Regions from separate parts of the Mus musculus genome. Here regions 1 and 2 are each linked to region 3. Evidence: chromatin loops called from intact Hi-C (ENCODE). Cell type or tissue: heart. All regions are shown on one strand. Links, peaks and the distances in the headings refer to the core of each region. The heading gives the core; the rest is flanking DNA.

Region 1 (7,438 bases), core at 1,651-6,650, 1.2 Mb before region 3:
GTCACAGAACATTTATTGAAGGACGGAATCTTGGAAGAGTAGTCACTTGACTGATTTCTTGCTGGACTAAAGGTGTCTGGAACATGTATTCCTTAGTAAGACACACAGCTCTGAGGTTTCGTGCAAGAGAGGAGCTATTCATCACAGAGTTTGGTGAAAAAGCAAAAGGGAAGTTTGGAATATGTTGGTCCTTGTGGGGGAGTCTATAATTTATGCAGAGGACTTCAGTAGGTTGAGGCACAAGTGCTTTGTAGACTTTAATATGTGATGTGAGTACCTGTGATGGTTTGTGTATCCTCAGCCCAGGGAGTCGCACGATTAGAGGTCGTGGCCCCATTGCAGTAGGTGTGGCCTTGTTGGAGTAGGTGTGGCCTTGTTGGGGCAGGTATGTCATTGGTCATTGTGGGAATGGGCTTTAAGACCCTCATCCTAGCTGTCTGGAAGTCAGTATTCTGCTAGCAGTCCAGATGAAGACGTAGAACTCTCAGCTCCTTTTATACCATGCCAGCCTGGATGCTGCCATGTTCCTGCCTTGATGATGGACTGAATCTCTGAATCTATAATCCAGCCCCAATTAAATGTTTTCCTTTCTAAGACTTGACTTGTTCATAGTGTCTGTTCACAGCAGTAAAACTCTAAGACAGTACCTTACAGCTTTCCATCCTGTCTTAAGACCACTCATATATCCTAATCGTACAAGGCTTTCATCGCATGTGGCCTACCATTCTGCCCTCATAGTAGTGAAAATTTCCATCTGATTACTTCAGCTCTTTGACATATCCTACTTTTAAGAATCTCTTCAGGTTCTCACTGAGTACCCACGAGTCCTGTGAAACCTTTGACTGTGAAGAGTGGGTAAGATTCAGTGGTCACTGGGTACTTAGAATCTCAGACCCATTTGCTACCAGGAGAATTCATGGTACCCATGATGAGGTACTAAGAACCCAGGACCCTCTGCTTTCAAAGGAGATGAGTAACCACTTAGTACTCAGGATGCAGGATCCATCACTGCTTTGAGGGATCAATGGTCACTCAACACTCAGCATACAGGATGCAGATTTCTCAGTAGTCAACATCTCTGTGACCCTCGTACCACTGAGGCATAAAATTCCTGTGTGAGTCCTCTCTGCTCAGTCACAGAGGACATACAGGCCACTGTTGGCTGGACTTTTAGCAAAGTTCCCATGCAGAGTCACAGTTCTCAAAATGCAGAGAATGGCCCCTGCGTAGAGAGGGTGACAGGATCACTTCTGACTCTCTGCTTATATGACCTGGAGCTTAATGTAAACAGCATGAACTCCTGCAAGATGACTGGACCCTGGGATTTCAGGGCCCAGTGGTAGTGCCAAATTATGTAATTATCTCAGAGACTTGCTTAGTGTAGCAGTCTCTGCTCATTTTAATCTTGAAAATAATCATCCAAGTCTTTGTTGTTGTTGGTGGTGGTGGTGGTGGTGGTGGTGGCTTTTTGAGACAGGGTTTCTCTGTATAACCCTGGCCCTCCTGGAACTCACTCTGTAGTCCAGGCTGCCTCGGACTCAGAAATACACCTGCCTCTGCCTCCCAAGTGCTGGGATTAAAGGCATGCGCCACCATTGCCCAGCATCATCCAAGTCTTTTAGATTTCACTCCTATAGTAGGCTACAAGATACCACAGAAGCTCTGAGAAGGAAAGCTGTATGACTTGTTAATGGTCATTCTAAAGTCTAATGGGCATCTCACTGGCAAACACTCAGAGGTACAGATAACACACCTTTACCAAAACGCACTCTCGCTGTTCATTAAATTCTCATTTGGCAAGTGCAACATGAAGGAGCCTTGCCTACTGTAAAATGCAGTTCTAGCATCATCTGTGAGCTGTAGGGATCCACAAACATGACAAGGACACGTCCGCACATGCATCATTGTGTGTTGTACGGTGTGAAGTAGAGTGATCAGCCCCATGAGAGAAACGGTAGAGGATTTTTTCTATCAGGGGCGTGGTCACAAAGTCCTTGCTCTTGGAACAGCAAGGCATACATTGTGCAATCTCTCCTTTTGTAGCAGGAGAATTAGATTTCCCTTTGGTCAGGATTTAGTGTCTAGGAGTCATTGATCTCTCTTTGGCATTTCTCTGGGCATTGTTCTGTCACCCTGGATGGCTTTTCTCCTACTTTTTTTGGGAATAGAATCAGTTTTGCTTTCTATGTGGGTTCTCAGCCTCATTCTACAGATCTCACCTTAAGAGATCACTGTCTGGTTGGGGCTTTCAGAAGAAAGTGTAAGGGCATTTTGGCAGGGAGGACTGTGTGAGTCCATTCTCAGCATCGCCATGAAGGAATCCAGGCTTGTGTAGGATCAGGAGGGTGGAGAAGCACAAAGCTGAGGAAGAGACAGATGCGGAAAGAGCAACTGGGAGAATAGGTAGGACCTCAACCTACTCTGTGTGGCTTAAACATTTTAAACCTAAAATAACATTAGAGAGAGGATTGCTCACCATTCCTCTATTCAGACTGCAAGTCTGATTTTTAAAAAATTATTCTCACTCTGGGGCTCACAAAATGTAAATTAAGGCAAGCTGTACCAAGTAGAGGCGGAGTGGAGAGGGCACGTCGGCCCGTGGAAAGTCCACATAAAACTTATAATGTTAACATGACTTCTTTCACCTCAGGTGAATTCATAAATGAAACTTTTTTTTCCTTTTTAAAGCTACATATTCATTAGTATATCCTTGGGAATGACTGATTCAATGCAAAGGACTTTTTAATAATTCTGGTAACTCTAATCTGAACCATTATTTCTAATTTTTTAATATGAATCCAGAAATATTGGTGACCTAATAAGTTTTATAGCACAGCACACAACCTTCTTTATGGGACTCACACATTATGTAATATGTTATAAAGCAGGCTGAATGTTGTAAAACTCATTATTTTTTTTCTCTTAGTTAAAGTGCCTGATAGCCAAAATTTTAAGTGGAAAGCTATTAAAGTTCCAGAAACCCCAACTTTACATGCCTTTTCAAACGTTCTATTTTGCTCGCTGGGTGCCTTGAACTGGTTTTCTGATGCTTGGGTGTACTGAAAGATGGCCGTCCATTACAGAGTGAGGCAGTCAGGGAGCCTGTGAGCTGCCTACCTTTGTCCCTGTCCTTTACTTCCAATTTTGCTCATAAATCATAAATTGAAAAATATAAGATTTTTAAAAAATAGACAACCAGCATTGAAGTGAAGGTTAAATATGAGGAATTAGAGCTCAATTTTGACAGATTTCAGATCAGTCTAAACTTCAAGTGAGCTCTCTGAACAGAGCATCTCGCTGCAGTCATTAGCTGTTCTCTCAGAGCCGACTTAGCCAGGATTCTGCCCACAGATCCATAAAGAGCTGGTTCTGTGGACATGAGGGTTAGAACAAAAATGAGTTATTATTTACCTGATAGTGTCTCTTCTATGCTCCTGGAAGAGCTAGGACAAATGGCTAAGACCAAGTACAAGTGGATCCAGAAGAGAGAAAGCCGACTTGACTCTAAGCATGCTTAGAAGGCACCACCCTTCCTCTACAGCATGGAGGCTTTCAGGTACCCATCAGTCACTTCTCCCTACCCTCCTGACTTGTCTCATTCTATTACCCTTTGCTTCTACAAGGATATTTCACGTCCAAGTTCACTTTTAGCACTCACTGAGAACTCATTAACTAGATATGTAATTAGAACGCTCTCCTTGTCTGCTTTTGGATCATAGGGAAGTCCTTAGGAGAGGAGTCACTTCTGAGAAGGGGCTTGCCATTGACAGATTTGCACATGTGCAGGGATGAGCACTCCTGAGCACGTGTTCAACGTCATAATCCTCATACATCACAATCCACCATCATTTAGTCCCGTGGCATCTGTGTTCATGGTGTTTATGAAAATGATTGTATCCACATGACAGACTCGTGACATGGAACCGTGTCCCCATTTTCCTCATTCATTTTAGCTTTCCTTCAGATCCTAACAAGGATTCCAATAGCAAAGACATTTCCCACGACCCCTCACAAACCAACGGGAAACCAGTGGACTGTGGGAACGCCCTGGTGGGAGTCCGGAATCCTTGTTCATGATAAAGACTCCTTGGGGCGGAGAACAGGTCAGTTACTGAATAAGAGAGGAGAAGAGTCTTGGACTAACAGCCTCCAGTCTTCTCCGGTTGGAAGGAGGAAAAACCCCTGTTATGGTCACACCTTAATTTAGTCTTACCCCTGTTATAGTCATGCTAACACAATCCTAACCTGTACAGTGGCCAGTGAGTAAAAATACCACCTCCTTTCCTTCAACCCATTCACTAAAACTTAATGAGAGAGAGAGAGAGAGAGAGGAGATGAAATCCATAGCAAATTGCCTGGCACAGACCAGGACATCCTGACATGTCAGTTAAGAAGCTTATTGGATCCTGCCAAAAACATGTCAATTCAATAAAAAGAATCAAAATCATTACTTGACTGACTCAGGAGGTGATCAGTCTGAACAGGCCTGTTACACACAATTTAAATAATAAGTGTCTATTAGTGTTCACTTACAGAGCTCCGAAAAATGCTAACTCTGGGCAAATGGGGCTTAGGATCTCTTAGAAAACACAGCTATGAAGGGATTTGGTCTGTGTGATGAGCTCTTCAAAGGATGCCCTGCCCCTGGTGAAGTCTAAGGTCCCCCCAACCCTGTAATTACTATCAGGACTGCAACAAGGGGGTGATATGATCAGAAACACACCAGACACTTTCAGCCTCTCTTCTCCTTGTGCAAGGAGAAGACAAAGACTGACTTAAAGCACCAGTGGCATTGTTGAGTGGTGAAGGGTCTTCTCAGTTATTGGCCAAAGCCTTTATTTTTTATTTTTATTTTTTTGCCTTTTCTTTTGAGGCATAAATGAAAGGACCCACAATCAGGTCAGTATCTACCTAAGAGGCAGGACCCTAAGTGTTACCCTGCCTGTCAATCACTCTCCATCAGCATCCACGATGACCACAGGCTGTAATGCCAATGACTGGTTCTCCATGAACACAAGGGAAGGACTTCCCAGCACTCTATAGCAGGATGGTCCCTGTGCACAGGACAGTTCTGGCCTCTTCTGGAATCTGACTTCAGAAGCTGAGACTCGCCGTGGAGAACATTCTGTGCCTTGTCCCCAGTTTGGATTTTGGGAGAACGATCACGAGATCCCATGCTCAGAGTTGGGCAGGATTATCCCAACATTTTCTGATGAAGAGATTTTGTTCTCTGGATCCTGTGGATAAGAACACTGGCGAGCTACCATGAAAAACCCTGTAGGCTGGATGGGGTCGTGGAATCCCTTCCCGAGAGAACACTTTATGAAATTGTGAATGAAGTACATATACCTTTTTCACCCACATCGATGCTCAGAACAAGGCTTTCCTCATTACCAGGAGATGCTGGACTCCAAAAGCTTCCTTTGCGCACCAGGACCTGATGGACTCAGCTAGCAGTCATTTTTTTCCTGACTTACAATCTCACACGTGCTCACAGGGGTCTTTGTCAGAATTCAGGACTTTCATTTCTGGATCCTTTCTGCAATTCATTTAGGATTATTTCACACAGCATATGTAATTTGTTTACACTGTCACATAAAACTCCAAGGATGAAAACACCAAATAGCATTTGCACTTATTCTATGATTGGTGAGGGTCGTGCTACTAGCTTTAGGCTGTTACTGATGCTGCAGAACTCTGTTCTGAACACAGGTTTACATAGAGCAGGGGCACGAACTGTGAGACCTTGAATGGGATAATTAGGTTCTATGAGCTTCTACCCACCACTAATATTTTCCAAAATGGTTACACCATTTTGGGGTAACAACTGAGGGTTTGTGGGCAGATATTCAGCCAAGTTATGTGACAGAAACACTGCTTATTTGTGTAGCGGCACAGCCTTTGGGACATTGCTTTGGGGTACATTTCCCTGAGACCTGTGAGGCCCTGTTCTTCACTTGTTGGCTGCCATACTGCACTGAGACTTCCTGTGAGCTATAGTTAGCTATGACCCTGACTTATTTTGAATCGGACATTCTTTGTTATTCTGCTGAGGGTAAAGAGTGATGTGATGAAGCCTTGTCAAGTCTTGTAGTCTCCTCAGTTTCCCTCTTGGCTTAGTCATGATATCCAATGAGAGGAGGTGTCTCTTTTTGCTTCCCTCTTCTAGCTGAAGAAGAGGAGGAAGAGACCAGTATGCTCTATTCTCTCCAAATGAAGTAGCAATTATTCCTATGAGCTGTGTAAAAAATGTTGAGATACTTTTAAGAAAAATCTTGAACTTGAACAAATAGTCTCTGCATCCAGAGCCTGTCCTTGCCTCTGCCTTACTTACACTGAAGTGGTCATGGCCTCTGAGTCTGATTCTGCAACTGTGTCTTTAAACACCCTTCGTACCTCCCTCAGATAACCTGTACTGCTGACAGAATCTGAGATGGGTGGCTTTTCTCATCATAGCATCTAGAATAGCCTCAATGTATACATGGCAGCACACACTCTTCCTGCAAGAGCTACAGAGGAAGTCAGAACCCTGGGTTTCTTTGCAGACCCTCTTCTCTTTTGCATCTCAGGTACGTATTTACCTACAGAAATCATAACAAAGGCATTGTTTGTCTCAAAAGAATGAGTGTATGGTGAGGGAAATGTAATGTTTGTTTGGATTTTTGCAGACTTTCAGCAGGTCCAAGAACCTGGGGGATTTTTTTTCTTCCTTCTTTTCTTTCCTTCTTCCTTTCTTTCTTTCTTTCTTTTTTTTTTAAAGAACTTCTCTGAGTTTAAAATAGAAAGTCACTTTTACAACTATGAAAAATAGGGTTCCCTGCCTACTAAGGAGCATGATTAAACCTCCTGCAGCTTCCATAAAACACTTTATTTAGCTGCTCTTTGCATTTTGAATGCCGTCATTCTTTAGGGGCATAATTTGTTTGTGGAAAATATATTTTTGCTTTATATTGGGTTTTATACATTGTTTTTTATAGACCTTTAATTGCACGAATTTCTGTACAAATTGGTCGGGGCCTCTGCATATAGTTCTCTCTCTCTCACTAGTTCTCTCTCTCTCTCTCTCTCTCTCTCTCTCTCTCTCTCTCTCTCTCTCTCATTGTTGTCCAGAATCTGTGAACAAACACCACATTTTATTACAAGTCATTCTTGGAACACATGAACTTCTTTTATAATCACACATCTATGAATCTGTATAGGCGGGGCCAGAGAGATGGCTCAGTAGTTAAACATGTCTACTGCTATTGTACAAGCAAGTCCTTCGGTACCCAGAATCCATGTTGAATGGCTCACAACATGGGATGCTGTGCTCCTGGGGCCACACTCTGGCCTCTGGTAAGTACTACCTGCTACAGACAGGAAGCTGTGGGGCAGCAGCTCCTCCCCTCTACAGTGCAAATGCAGGTCTCCACAGTTAGAAGCACTCTTGGCCAGTGCT
Region 2 (7,438 bases), core at 1,651-6,650, 390 kb after region 3:
TATTTCTTTAAGTGAGTTATTAAAGTCCTTCTTGATGTCCGCTACCATCATCATGAGATATGCTTTTAAATCCGGGTCTAGCTTTTAGGGTGTGTTGGGGTACCCAGGACTAGGTGGGGTCGGAGTGCTGTGTTCTGATGATGGTGAGTGGTCTTGATTTCTGTTAGTAGGATTCTTACATTTGCCTTTTGACATCTGGTAATCTCTGAAGCTAGTTGTTTTAGTTGTCTCTTGTTAGAGCTTGTTCCTCAGGTGATTAAGTTAGCCTCTATCAGCAGATCTGGAAGATTAGTTCTTTCCTTAGTTTCAGTGGTCAGAGTACTCTCTTCAGGCAAGCTCTCCTCTTGCAGGGAAGATGCCCAGATATTTGGTGTTCGAACCTGCCTCCTGGCAGAAGTTGTGTTCCACTCATCAGAGGTCTTAAGATCCTGTGGGGGATCCTGTGTGGGTCCTTGCGGGTGTCCGGAGACTCCGCGGGCAAGGCACCCCGGTGCTGGAGTGGACCGGAAGGGACTTGTGCCCCTGATCAGGCCGGGTTATCTGCTTCCCTAGTTCAAGGCAACTCTTATAAGGACAATATTTAATTGGTGCTGGCTTACAGGTTCAGAGGTTCAGTCGATTATCATCAAGGCAGGAACATGGCAGTGTCCAGGCAGGTATGGTGCAGGAGTAGCTGAGAATTTTAAGTCTTCCTCTGAAGGCTGCTAGCAAAATACTAGCTTCCAGGCTACTAGAATGAGTGTCATAAGCCCAGACCCACAGTGACACACCTACTCCAACAAGGCCACACCTTCTAATAGTACCACCCCCTGGGCTGAGCATATGCAAACCACCACAGATGGACGGACGGATGGATGGATGGATGCATGGATGGATGGATGAGCTGATCCTTGAATCAATATTATATATTCTAGACCCTGAAGTTTACGAGAACATTGGTCTACAAGTACTGTCCCTCTCCCACTTTCCATCTAAATATACTATAACACACACACACACACACACACACACTCAAACATATACAAACATACACACACACATACACACAAACATACTCAAACATATATACATACACACAAACACAGATTATTACTAGGTCACTATCCTGGCCCTACTAACATATCTGATGTTCATAATTGACACAGATACACATACAATAGGGAGGAAAGAATCTACAAGAGGGTCAAGGCCTGAGCAGATTCCCCTTCTAACCTCAACAGGAACTAGAGCTCCCCACATCTCCATCATGGCCTTCCAGTCCCCAGCACTGGAAGAAACACTTTTCTGTGATTTAAAAGTTACCAGTCCTATGGTCTTTGTCAGAGTGGCCCAGGTAAGACAGGATAGAAAGTGATTGGCTGTAAATGAATCAAAATGATTATGACCTGGCCACTAATGAGGCTGATTGATGGACCACCGGGTTCAGTCCACATCCTCTGCTTGGTGCTGCATGCTGAAACATGTCCCTCAAGAATCTACTAGGTTTTAACCCATCAGGACATGGCCAAAAAGAACTGAGTAAGATTAAATGAGGTTCCTCAAGTGGGTCCAAAAGCAGCTGACCAAGTGTGACCTCTGTCATCTTTCAGGCATGCTGGCTCCTTCTGAAAGGATAGGAGGCCACAGTGACTCCTGCTTGTCAAGTGGAAAGAGCTGTTCTTTGGGGATCCCTAGAATCTTCAGCCCCTCCGTGACTATCATTTTAAAGTTGGACACAAAACAGGCCACTTTTAAAATTAATTTTTAATAATGTGTAATAATCTGAGTGGCTCTGGTCTCTGCGTGCAGAATTAGAATTGCTCTGATAGAAAAAAAAGGAATATTTGTGAGGAGTTTTATGAGCAAAGTTGACCTGAGGCTTCCTGAAGGCTGATTGAGAAATCGTAGACAACTTAACCCTTCCCTGCCTAGCTCCCCATTTTCCCAAAGAAAGTGTCAAGTAACTTTGCTTTTATTGTATAGACAAAAGCTGAAGTGGCTTCCAGTCCAAAAAAAAAAAAAAAAAAAAAAAAAAAAAAAAAAAAAGCTTCAATATTAAATAGGTCTGACTTTAAAACTTCCAGAGACCACAAATCACCAGTGACAGATTTATTCCACAGGCAGGGGGTGAGTGGCCTTCCAGTAACATTTTTCCATTCATGAGTGGACAGAGTACCCTGGTTCTAACAGTGAGTGTGTGTGAACCATGTCTGCTTCTTCCTACAGGTGCACAGGTCACAGGCTTTTGGCAAGAGTATGTATGCTCCCCTCAAATAAAGACCCTGGAGAGATTGCCATGGATCCCTGAAGCTCTCGCCAACACTAAGCCACTCAGGCAGGGCACACTAATACTTGCTCACACCCGTGTCCTTTGCCATGCAGAAGGTGTGCTGTGCATGACCTATCAATTACTGATAAGAACATCCACTAATGATGTCAACTGACTTGAGAGCCCTGGCTCTATGCCCAGGGTAGCAGCTCGGTGTCAGAACTTTTCTAGGTTGCCAGGCTATAGGTGCTATTCCCTGAACTGCAAATAAAATATAAGACCAAACATGAAATAAAATACAAAATCCAGTGACTAAGAATTAGAGCTGGGAGATAACCCTGCTAGTTAAGTACTTACTTGGCAAACACGAGGAGCAGAGTCTAAATCTCAGAATCTCTGAGTGTCAGAGTCTGGTAAAAAAGGCTGGCATAGTTGCACTGAAGATAAGTGCATGGAATCTGGGTGGAAGGAGGCAGAGGCTAGTCAGGCCCCTCGGATACAGCCAAGCTGCCTCCCTAAGATGTGGGGCTGGCGATGAGTCCTCAGGTAAACTGTGCTGGAGCTCTCAAGTCACCCCTGTGACCATCACAAGACAGTAACAACAGAGACTGTCTGACCAGGGTACCCAGGCCAACAGCAGTAGGAGAACCTTGCAGAGTCTCCTGCCCATCTGTGCTTCACTTGTGCCCTCACCTGTTCTCCTTAGTTTTGCTTCTGAAATACCTGCCCCATCAAGCAGCTGCTTCCTCAAGACAATAAGCCAGTTTTGGTGTCAGACCCCAAGCCCCAGGGGAGCTCAGCCCACTCCACTTCTTGGTCCCAGAGTCTACTCTGAGTCTGGGAAAGTAACAGACTATCTCTTACAAAACCATCAGTGAGTCCTGTGTTAAGTCACAAAGGAATAGGCTGCCACCAAGAAGGAAGCCCGGTGCCAGTCTAACAGAACAAAATGTATGACTTCCAGAATGTCACTGCCCCACATCAGAGGCCAGGTATTTCTGTAAGATTGCTGGCGTGTTTTGAATTTTGAGCTGGACATGGCTGGGAAAGGGGGAGCATCTAAATGCCCCCATATCGTCAAATCTCCTAATAGCTAAGAAAATCTGCTTGTTTAGCCTTGAAAATGAAATGCTCTACCAACTATGGTGGTACACACCTTTGATCCCAGAACTTTTAAGGCAGAGGCAGGCAGATCTCTGCATGTCTCAGCCTGGCCTACATCATATATTCCAATCTAGCTAGGGTTACATAAGGCCCAGTCAAAAGAAAGAAAGAAAGAGAGAGAGGGAGGGAGGGAGGGAGGGAGGCAGGGAGGAAGGAAGGAAGGAAGGAAGGAAGGAAGGAAGGAAGGAAGGAAGGAAGGAAGGAAGAAGAGTTTTGATCACAATGAAACGAAACAAGGCCACAGGGTAAACTACTGCATGCATTCAGCTCTGCGAAGTATGAAAGATTACATAGGCTCCATACATGCACAAGTATTTTAATTAAAATATTTACCAAACCTTTACTTACAATATCAATTTATTAATTATAGTAAGGGGGGAACTTTCTTTAAAAAAAAATTAGTCCTCTTCTTTCAAAGGGACCCAGAATGAAGAGGGCTGCTGACAGGAGACAGGATCTGAGTGCTTTACAGAGAAGGAGGAAAGTTTGCATGCACAACCAATGCTGTTTACTCCCCTCAGCCTCCAGTTGCACTATTGCCCCCTCTGAGGCTTTCCTGAGAATTCCAGTCTCTCTATGCTCGGGAAGGCTGTGGCCTCAACCTCCCTGAAAGCAGACTGCAATCATCCTTCTGCAATGGCCCCTGGCTGTCCTCCCTTCACTTCTTGGGAAGCAGAGCAAGGAAGGTTTCTGTCCTTCCCAGTGCAGCCAGCCAGTGACCAGAGTGTGGGTTCCTGAGAAGATGGTGGCAGGCTCCAGGAGGATGTGTGAGGCAGAGCCACCTGCTGGCCGGGCTGGACACTGCAGCCATCTCTGGTGCTCAAGACCAAAGGTTTGGCATCTGGAATTTGCTCCTGGTCTGGGGTGATATACATGCACACACGGGTATGAAGCTGTGCAGGTGAGTTCCAGAGATAGCCCTGCCAGTTCAACTCTGCAGCCTGTCCTCTGGAGCCAGCACACCAGCCCCAGGTAGAATCCACTTAGAAGGGAAGAAGCCATCATGAGGAACTGGTGACCAACTGTGGTTGTGTTAATGAGTTAGCAGAGCACCTAGAATGAGCTGAAAGGCTTTCATATCATTCTGCAAATGCAAACCTTCCTTACATCCTGAACCCTTAGTTTTGGAAAAAACAAGATGCAAGTTGGGTAGCAGGGCTGGAGTCTACCCAGGTGTGGAGGAAGGTGGTCTGCTCCAAATCTTCCTCATTCACTCCATCCTGAATCACACAGCAGGATATGGTCTGCTTTGGACACCCTTGCTGACTTGCCCCTATCAGTCAGCAGCCCCCAGAAACAAATGCACCTGGGACTCTACTAGGGTGACTCAAATATATGTCATTGTGTCTCCTGAGACTCTACTAGGGTGACACAAATATGTGTCATTGTGTCTGTCCCCTGAGCTCATGAATTCCTTGTGTGAGTGGCACTTAGCTCATCTTAAAATGTGGCACAGAGATTGGATTCAAGAACCCAGTGGTAGCAATGGTTCTTCCTGTCGAATTACCAATGGCAAGATTACCCAGGCATGATCCAGACGTGAGTCTCTGGGGAAAACCCGGCAGCAGCTATACCTTTTCTCTGAAGACATCCACAGGGGACCTCTTTGGCCCTGGGTCCAGGAGGCTCCCAGGTGACAGGTGGCTTCTAGCTAAATGATCTACTCTGCTGTTAAGTGGTGGTCAGCCTGTGTGTTTCGAAAGGGACAGGGGTGGGGATGTCCACAGACTTCAAAATGATCCTGCTGGCAGGTTCCCTGCAGCCAGTGGCCTCTAGGGTATAAGTTTATACTGCAGTACTGGGCTTTTTAGGTCCCTGGAGTGAGGACTCACCCATCTTTTCAGCTGCTAACACCCGGGCTGCCACCTTGAGTCCAGCCTTTGGAATGTGCTCTTAGATAACATTAAGCAATGGTTCCCAAGGAAAACTAACAACAGAACAACTCACCGCCCCACAGAGGTGCTGAGTGGTGAAAGGAGTGCAGTCCCTAGCCCCTGAATAGACTTGTTAAGTAGCATGGCTGATGGATGCTGCGTGGGAGGGAGGCCAGGCCAGCTGAGCTGAACAGGATGGGCCTTCCACAAGGTGGACTGAGAGCCAAGCTCGGGCCCCCTCCGGTATTTTTCTCCATTTCTGCCATGCAAAGATAATCAGGTTTATGTAAAGTATGTGTGCTCTTTTGACAGCCCTGTCCCTCATTAATTCAATCACCCCCATCCCCATTGTTCCCCGAGTGTTTGAAATGCGGATGGGGACCCGCTCCTCTAATCCTGTCAATCACTGTTAGCATTTTCCCGCAGTTGCCATGGCTGGGGCCAAAGTTCATGAAAACACAGAATGAGAGCCAACAAAACAAGAATAAAGACTTATTTGAGGTACTCTTTTTAAAGGACATCGACCATGCACAAAACATGGGAAGTGAATGTAGACAAGTTTGGACACTCTGTTCCTAGAGAGGAAAGAGGGCAGAAACAGAATTTGAAAATCAAATAGGCCCATGAAAACTTGACCCAAGAGTCTCTGGGAAAAACCCGGTGAATTGCTCCCTCGTAGAACAATGTTCTTTCTTTCGTGTGTTCTTCACGGGGACAATGGTTCATATATTATAACACATGCCACCGGGGTCTTTACACTGTTGTAAGCCAGCTCAGTCCCCCGAATGCTGATAGCGGACAACAGGAGATTGTGTGCCTGTAATGCGCTCTTTCTCTGGCCCCACTAAAAACAAGGACTGGGAAAATTATTCATGCATAGAGGCTCGACAAAGCAAGATGGAGATTTGAAATGTCACACAGCGAGATCATGTGACAACCTCAAAAAAAAAAAAAAGAAGAAGAAGAAGAAGAAGGACAACATGCATTCACCCAGAGACATTGTTAAATTCCCATTTCATCCACATCAACGTTCTGGCAGCCAAGTGGCTGCCTCCTCTTGGGGCCTGTCTGGGGGACTGACTAGGGGTGGAGTAAAGCCCTGGTGGAAATAGCCAGTGTTTCTGCTCCCCAAGATGTTTGATACCCAAGTCTGTGCCCCATAGCCCTTGGCACCCTCTGTGGGACATCACTGCCTCCAGTCTAGATGCCTGGTGTCACTAAAGAACAGACACTGTGTCCCTCCCAACCACTGCCACCTCAGTGCCTTCAAACTCCTGGGGCTGCGTCCCTCCTCTCTTCTTAGCCACTCTGGCTCCTCTCTGTCCCTCTGTGACTGTGTACATGTGGCCTTCCTATCCCTGTCCATTATTACTGTCACCCCCATGTGCTCTTTGGCTTCTCCTAGACCCCAAAACCTCCCAGAAGGAAATCTGTGGGACAGGGTGAAGGGCTCCTCCTGTTTCAACTCTTGGCTTGCAGCTCAAAAGCATCTCCTGCCAAAAGGCAGAGTAGCCACAGAACCTAAACTCAGTAACAATGCACACAGTTGCCAATGTCCAGGGACCTTGTGTAGGAGATAGTCTATGTGCCTATATAATCCCATTTTAAGCAGTGCTGAGGTTGGAACAAAGTCCTCTGATCTGCTAATCTCTCGCCCTGCTCACCGAGCTACATGTGCACAGTCCTCAGCCTCTGCACGAGCAAAAGCTCAACTCCACAGACACCCAGCCCAAGCCAGCCGTCAGGTCCTGCCTCTCTGATCATTTCGTTTGTGACCTTCTCTTACATGTCAAGGCAATGGCAGTGAGTATTGATTTGGATCCAGACATGGCATGTAGAGATGTGATCCTTGGATATCTGTGTTTATGGAGGGGGAGCAGGGCCACAAGCATTGACTTAAGAATAGAACAAATCTCCAAGTTAAGAAAGCAATAATTTTTGAGTATTAAAAATTCTCTTCTTACCCATCCCCCCATAGTATCATACACTCGGGGGGGGGGTGTCTCCCCAGGATCAGATCTGACCTATAGCTGTCACTGTGGATCCTGAGAGAGCTCCTGGGAGCATCAGAAAGCCCAATCTGATGTAGACTCCACAAACCGAACCACCAAGGAGGTCTGCTTTCAAAGGTCCTGACACTCAGAGACTTTGT
Region 3 (7,438 bases), core at 913-5,912:
CTAGCAACTGCCTTTGAAACTTGAAAAGAACTTCACCCACCTTTGTCTGAAAGTCAGGAGGGGCGGGCAACAGAGAATAAGGGGCAGGAACAATCAGCTGTCTAGCAGGGGTTGGGGTGAGTCTCCCAAGCACCCTCTTTTGGGCCTCGGTCTGCGCTCCTTCTGGATGTGGGAGAAAGGCTAGAACTGCATAGGGAGAGAGGTCTGCAGAGGTGTGTGGACCTGAATGCTGCAGACTCCATCGAGTTTTCACCTGGTCCAGACTTACTGGATGGCACCAAAGCCCCAAGCCTACTTGGGTCAAGTACAGTGACTGACGTTGGAATATTTACGAAGGAGGCTAAAGGCAAAGTGTGCCCTCTTGAAATTAGGAAACTAGCACCATGACGGAGTAGTTTCCAGACATTAGTCTTTTTTTTTTTTTTAAATCACTTTAAACCAATTTAAGGAGTCAGAAAAGCCTTTTTAAAATTTTTAAATGCACCGAATTGTTAAAAAGTTCACTCCAATTAGCCACATACTAATCATTGTCGCCATTTAAATTTTTTAGTTAACTAGTCCATCAAGATCTGAAGAAAATATTCACTTAGACCCCCTAATTAAATCTATAGATATATTAAATATATTTTAAAGTAGCTTTTATGAAAATAGCATTTCAAGGATGTTAACACAAATGGATTCTGGAAACAACACACAGCTGTCTGCCCCATGCGAATGTTATGCTAACGTCATTTAAATTTCCACAGATCCCAAGGGGGACATGGCCCTTTGATGTAGTCTCAAACCTTTATGCAAGTGACAAATCCCTACCAATATTTTAAAGGCTTATTTTAAGGAGAATTAATCTATGACAATATAATTTCCTCCTTCCTATTGGTCATTATGAAAATGCTTCCAGCCTACTGACTACCACAGACCTCAGCCACTGCTAAGTGAGGGAGAAAACCCAGCTAACCCCAACTTGTAGGGGTCAAATGGCACCATTTGTAGGTTTACTATGTGCCTTCGCCAGAACTTCTTGCAGTCTCTCCGAACAGCTCTTTCTCCTCCCAACTCCCAGCAGAGAACTGGCTCTCAGTACTGGGAGTGGGTAGAGTGCTGTCTTTTCTAAGAAAAATGAAGACATTATTTGGGAAGATGATACTGGTAATACTGCTAAAACAGTTATGAAACACCCTGTCTATTCTCTTGGAATCCCAGGTAGAAGGAGGAGGAAGAATGCTTGTTTGTTTAAATCTAGCCCGGAGCTTATAAGGAAAGGGCTTTCAGAAGGTGCCCCAACATAATTTTGTTCTATTTGGAGCTGAAAAGAAGTTAAGTCTAACATTCTTCTAGGATTGACTGTGGGATCCAGGCAGCATGTACACGCGGAGTGGATCTTCGAAGGACATGCCCAGGGGAGGAAACCCAGCTACACTAGCAAGCATATTTTATGAGGAGATAAATTGACAATTTATTGTGTGTAGCTCCTGATCAATTATTAATCGTTAGTGTCAACAACAGGGTTATAATTACCTTCGGTTATTTTTTTAAAAATATTTGCTTTTTCGTGGCTCTGATCTAGCGGTTAGTTAATGCTCTCCCGTAATGAGTTCCAGGAAGCATTGATCAGACCCTCATCCTCCCCTCCTCCCCTTCACTTCCCCTTCCCCTCCCCTCCTTTTTGGTGACCTTTAAAAGGAAACATATTCACTCTCTTGTTTCTCAGAAATTTACTCCTTGCCTCGGTTCTTTCCAGGGAGCACCTTTTATTTTTCTGCCATAAATAATGATTCTGGAGGAAAAGGGGAAAATGACAGACAAATAGGGCGCAGCTGGAATGAATAAGGCGGATCAAAGGATGTGGGGCTGGGCTGCCAAGGCCGTGCAGGTCTGAGCTCTCAGCGTGCCCGCCGCCCTGGTCTCAGCCCTGCAAGATCAAGGGCAAGTGACTGCATTCGGTTACCCGAACGCCGCTGGAGGAGATGGTCTGGCCTGAGGACATTTCCTTGGAGACCTTGCCCATTCTGCATACACTGGGCCTGCCGCTGCACTTTCGCTCTGCATGGGTGCAGGTTCTCGGTTCCCCACTCAACCAGAGAGAAGGGCGAGCTAGGAAGGGCTCCAAACCCGAACAGGAGTTCAATGATCAGATTAGGAGTGATGAATAGGGAGGCAGCAAGAATTGCGTCCGCAGTCTAGGCTCTGGACTTCTGCTGAGCTGCAGTGTCAAAGGACAGCGGGCGAGGTGGCTCGAGACCTATTTACCATCCTGCACTAGAGACCGCCCTGCACTGACCAGAACAGTCCCCAGCTAAAGGCCTGAGCTGGACTGGTCTGGTGCACCTATTTCTTTCTTCCCAGAGCTGGGGTTGCTCCTCGATCCCGGATGCTTCGTTCACTACAGGGATCCTGGTTTATGGGCGCCTTTTGAGTGTGTGAAGGGGTTGGGGCAGGGTGTTCTGAAGTGAGTTCTTATCCTGAAAATGATACCCAGGGTCTGTCCCAACCGCAGGTTTTGCCCTATCTACTACAGTCATTTTGTTACAAAGCTCTCCATCCACCCGCACCCACCCCTAGAATCGTCCCAGCCGAGAAGGAGTCTTTTGGCCAACTTCTCAGGCCCCTTTCTATTCTTCTATCTACTAGAACAGAGCCTTAGCCACGTGTGTCCTTAATTATCATATCGAGGTCCTGTAAGGCCACTGCCAGCGGAAGAGTTCCCAGAGCGAAAGCTGCCTGGTAGAGTCACCTCCGGACAGATTTTCAGAGCTTTGGGTGGAGTCAGGGTCGAGAGTACCCGGAAATGTCTGGGCTTGGAGGGAAAAGGTTCCCCGGACCCTCAGAATCAGCCTGCATGCCCTGCAGAATGGGGTCAGGCACCCACGGCCTGAGCAACACAGCCTGCCCTGGTGCCAGGACTCATGTTCTCCCGGGAAGACAGTTATAGTATAAAGCTTCGAAGGACGCCACAGCCACAGGATCCATCCGGCCGTGAGGCCCTATTCCTAGGGTACCCTGGCTCCCTCCACGGAGAACTCCTTCCCTTCCAGTCTTTCTGTTCTCCCTCCCAGGTCTCAGCCCTCAATCTCCTCATCCCCGGGAAGCAGCCAACCGGCCCAGTGTGTCGGGATCGCGCTGCTGAGGGTGCTGTGCTGCTGAGCTCTGGGCAAAAGCTGCGCAAATCGAAAGCGACTCTGGTTCAGAGCGATCCCGAGCCAAGAAACGGCGCTCAGCTCCCACAAGTCCACAGCTGCGTCCTCGCTGGTTGGAACAGGTTCCAGCAGACACCCCGACTCTCTTGGCATTTCTTCGATTCCTTCCTAACACAGGTCCCCTGTCCGCTGTGCACAGAACTAGATCTTCCCATACTCTATGGGGACTCAGCGCTGCTCGATGCGCCGAAGGGTGGGGCTTGGGGTAGAGCAGCCGCGTACTGGAGTCCAAGGCAGGGAATCATAACTGGGAGGGAACCAGTGGGGCCCCACATACGCCTCTGGCCCTCAGGACGCACCCTCCACACTCTACACTCCAAGATCTTAGAGAGGGCAGGAGTGCGCAACTAGTAGTCTGCTCCATTGCCTGCCTGCAGGCAAGAGTCTGAGAAATGTTTAGAATGCAAAGAAATAGGGGAGCCGGTGGCCCCGTGCTGAGATTTAGTCGCCCAGAAATACTCAGCACTGTTCTCTTGCTCCTCCTTAGGAACCCAGTAGGAGGCTTCCCTGCAAAGGGTATTGGTCGAGATGGGGGCGCCAGAGAGCAATTCAGGTATTCAGGTGCCTTCCAGCTATTCTAACTGGGAGTTCTGAGCCCCTGTGTTTACCTTTCCTTAGTAGAAGCCTTTCTTTGGGGACCTGATAGTGACTAGCTCAGTTTCCAGAGACTTCAGAAACTGTGTATCAGCACCCCCCCCCCCGCGCGCGCGCCCAAGGGTGGGGAGAGGGTCCTCAGGACTTACTGGAATTACAGAAATATAGCCAGAAGACCTCGGTGTGTATGTGTGCCAGACACTGGGGTGGAGGTTAGAGCTAGACAGCAGAAAGCTGTATTTATAGTCTTTCTTGAGTAGACTCATTGGACAGTCTGGGGGAGGGAGTGGTGCCTGCCATGGGGCTTTCCCTTAATCCTCCCCCATAGCCAGGGAAACTGCTCCCTGGAGGTCCTCACAGCCCCCACTGGGGTAGTGGACTGCCCTGCTGCTGCTGCCCCAGCCCACCCCCACATCAGGGAGACCAAGCCGGACAGCTTAGCCATAGCCTCTGTAGAGGTGGGTGGCAGAGCTGGCTCCTTTTGGCCTCCAGAGTGACATTAGTTTGTTTAAATAAGAGTGGGTGGCAGGTCTTGGTTTCTTCTCCCTGGCTCTCACACAGTGGAAAAGCAATTTGTTTTATAATGATTATATGATACTCAACCCCTCAACTAAAGTGCCCTCCCTGATAATGGGCCCAGACATAAACAGGAGGAACCAAGGCCCATCCAGCTCCTCAAGGCTCTGCTAAGGGACGGAAGTGGAAGTAGGGAAGAAGGGTTATTTTACAGTTTCTTGCTATTTCTGTGTGGCTAGCTGTGAAGGAAGGAGTTAGGTAAGGCAGTGCTGTGGGTAGACAGACATTGTCAGGGCAAAGACCCTCTAATGAGGTATAGAATCAAATCTGTTCTCCTAACTTCAGCACCTTTAAGCAGATTCGTATACTGAAGCTTTAATTACACAGCCCTGCTTTCTCTCTTTCACACACTATTAAGACCAGGCACAACACACTGCACTCCATTATCTGGTAAGTAGATGGCCCCCCTGTGGCCAGTCACCCTTAGTCTGGATGTTGTTCATTGAAGTTGGGAACCCCATGTTAAGAACCTACCAGGGTAGAGAAGTTTAGTAGCCCTAAATTACCTTAGGTGTTGAGGGAACTTTTGAAGAGCTGGCGGCAACTGCTAGCTCCTGCAGTCAGTCCTGGAGTGTGTTTGACTTGAGACTGAGCCTGAATATCTCCTTATACCAAGAGGGTGTCTCTTTTGCACAGTCCATGACCCTGTGTTTTGACATTGCCCTGTAGAACTACAAGAGAGGTCCTCTGAGGTTGGGGCACTGCTGAGCAGGACCTTGCAAGGGAGGCTAGCACTCAAGACTTCTGACCACAGCCTCTCTTTTCCCAGTTCGGTTCCTGCAGGTGCTCCGCTGGTCACACCAGTGGGCACCCAGGGGCATTTGTCATGCTCACTGGTCTGCTTCTCCTCCCCGTGAAATTCAAGGTGGCCATCAATACAGCTCAGTAGGGTGCTTGCCTAGTGTGCGTGAAGCCATGGATTCCCGGCACTCATTCAAACAGAGCACGAGAGTGCATGCCTGTAATGCCACCACTCAGGCGGTTCAAGGCCATCCTCGGCCACATAGCAAGTTAGAGGGTAGCCTGGGCTACATGAGCTTTTATCTCAAACACAAAACAAAGTAAAGGAACAGTCATCAGGATCACACTGGAAGGGAGCTCTCAGGGCTACAGAGAGCCTCTCAGTCCAGGTCGATTGGTTCTTGGGGTTCCCTAACTTGCACAGTGAGTTGTCTCCCTGCCTACCCTGGTCCACAGATATTACTAAGATTGCCCAACAACCAGTGATGCCCATGAGGACAGGAAAAATGCGGCTCAGACTATGCATAAGTTGAGGTCAGACTTTTAGGGAGTGGGCTTGGGTAATTCAGCATAGCATGCTTTGTCCTGAACCTTTGGAAATGTTTCTGGTAATGAAGCCAGGAGTCATGGAGCTGTCCCAGAAGATGGGCTCCTTGGTCACTTGTTTGGTGGGGCCATCTAATGAAGTCATTGTGCTTGCATGTGTGATCAAAGGAAGAAAGCAAAATCCCTGACTTACATACTGTAGCCATCTTGTCTGCTCTTCCTTTTTCTCTTTTCCTTTTTTTTTCCTTTACTTATTTCTTCTCTTTTGAGGTGGATAAGAACTTGGGAGATCTCATTATGTAACCCTTAGCAAGCCTAGAACTCTCTCTATAGACCAGGGTGACCTTGAACCATAGCAATCCACTTGCCTCTCTGCCTTTTGAGTGCTGGGATTAGACATGTGCTACCTTGCCCTGTCTGCTTTTGGTTTCATTACAATGTACTTACACTTCTAACTTGGCACTAATCAAGTGTTTTGACATAATTCATGTTTTGTTTGCAAGAGTGCTCTAAAATAAATGGAATCATATTCAAGATCTTTCAGATACATTTTCCTTTATAATAGGGCTGGCAAGATATCTCAGTAGGTAAAATCCACTTCCAGCAGAGGGGCAAAAGAGTTGAGGAAAGAGCATATGTTTAGGATACCTGGGTTCAGATCTCAGTCTGGCAGCCTCCAGACAGAAGTTGAACTGTCATTGTGGGGCCTTGTTCTATGCATCTATGTGTGCTGGGGACACAGAAACCTTTAAAGAGTTTAGAGAATATTAAATGATAGGCTGGTGTACAGGCTCTGGGGTAGGAGGACTAAGGACATGAACTTCAATAAGCCTAGGAATAAGTGGGCCAGACCTGATGTGTGACAAGAGAGTTCGGATGGTAGGAGGCAGCTGTGGTTTGGATCTGAGGGGTCTCCCCCAATGCTTGTGTGTTAAAACCTTGTTCTCAGCCTGGTGTGGCTGGAAGGCAGTAGATTCCTGGTTCAGTGGGGCACGCCCTTGAAGACAGAAGAACAGTTCTTTCTTCCCCAGGCTATGTGAGAGTGGTCACAGGGGAACAGTTTCTCCATCATGTGTTCTCTGCCACAATGCAATCCTGGAGTAACAGGCTACTTAAGCATTGACTGAAAGCTCCAAAACTACGGGTCTAAGTTGTCCCTTTTTCCTTATCAATAGAGGACTTCAGGTGTCTTGTCATAGTCCAGAGAACTGATTAACATAGGGACCAAGGAGCAGAAAGACTAAAATAATAATCCTCAAGGAAAATGGGTAGAGTCAGGGCTAGGGTTAGGGTCAGGATCAGGGTCCGGGTGAGGGTTTGGGTGGAAAAGGGCATTGCCCTGTAATGCTTTTTGTTGCTGTGAAAAACACTATAACCCAAAGATACTTGGGGAGGGAAGGGTTTCTTTCATCTTACAGGTTACAGTTCATCATTGAGGGAAATCAGGACAAGAGCTCAAGACAGCATCTTGAAGCAGAAACCACAGGAAAAAAAAGCTGCTTATGGGACCGCACCCCCACCCCAGCTCATCTACTGTTCTTAAACTGCCTAGAACTCCTGTCTAAGGATGACACCACTCACAGTGGACTGGGCCCATCTACATTAATTAGCAACCAGGAAAATACCCCATAGAAATGGCCATGGGCCAATCTGACAGAGGCAATTCTTCAACTACAGCTCTCTCTTCTCAGGTGACTCTAGGTTTGTGTCAAGTTAACATGATGATAAACATAGAGGGACTTCTCCTTGAAGGCCAGCATTCCCCACTCCCACTTCCTTAAAGCCAC

Evidence for each region. A loop is a pair of places that touch in the nucleus more often than their neighbours do. Peaks named below come from ENCODE experiments on the same cell type or tissue, not always from the same donor. Only the 100,000 strongest peaks of a DNase experiment are listed, where the experiment ranks them.
Region 1: it touches region 3 in a loop (2.9-fold over the local background); 7 of 42 quality-filtered maps call a loop at or near these places.
Region 2: a loop joins it to region 3, with 5 times the contacts of the local background. A loop is called at or near these places in 6 of 42 quality-filtered maps.

Annotation. Positions count from the first base shown.
Region 1 is chr13:71,450,420-71,457,857 of GRCm38, forward strand. No RefSeq gene overlaps it. Among named protein-coding and RNA genes, the nearest start is that of 1700112M02Rik, 33 kb to the right of the region's middle. In heart, for the core only: no CTCF peak of the experiment used is centred there; no DNase peak of the experiment used is centred there; H3K27me3 peaks cover 1,210 bases.
Region 2 is chr13:73,029,065-73,036,502 of GRCm38, forward strand. No RefSeq gene overlaps it. Among named protein-coding and RNA genes, the nearest start is that of Gm30049, 93 kb to the left of the region's middle. In heart, for the core only: a CTCF peak has its summit at 4,206 (motif pointing left); no DNase peak of the experiment used is centred there; H3K27ac peaks cover 591 bases; H3K27me3 peaks cover 363 bases.
Region 3 is chr13:72,636,615-72,644,052 of GRCm38, forward strand. No RefSeq gene overlaps it. Among named protein-coding and RNA genes, the nearest start is that of Irx2, 12 kb to the left of the region's middle. In heart, for the core only: a CTCF peak has its summit at 3,717; no DNase peak of the experiment used is centred there; H3K4me3 peaks cover 2,091 bases; H3K27ac peaks cover 1,164 bases; H3K27me3 peaks cover 4,196 bases.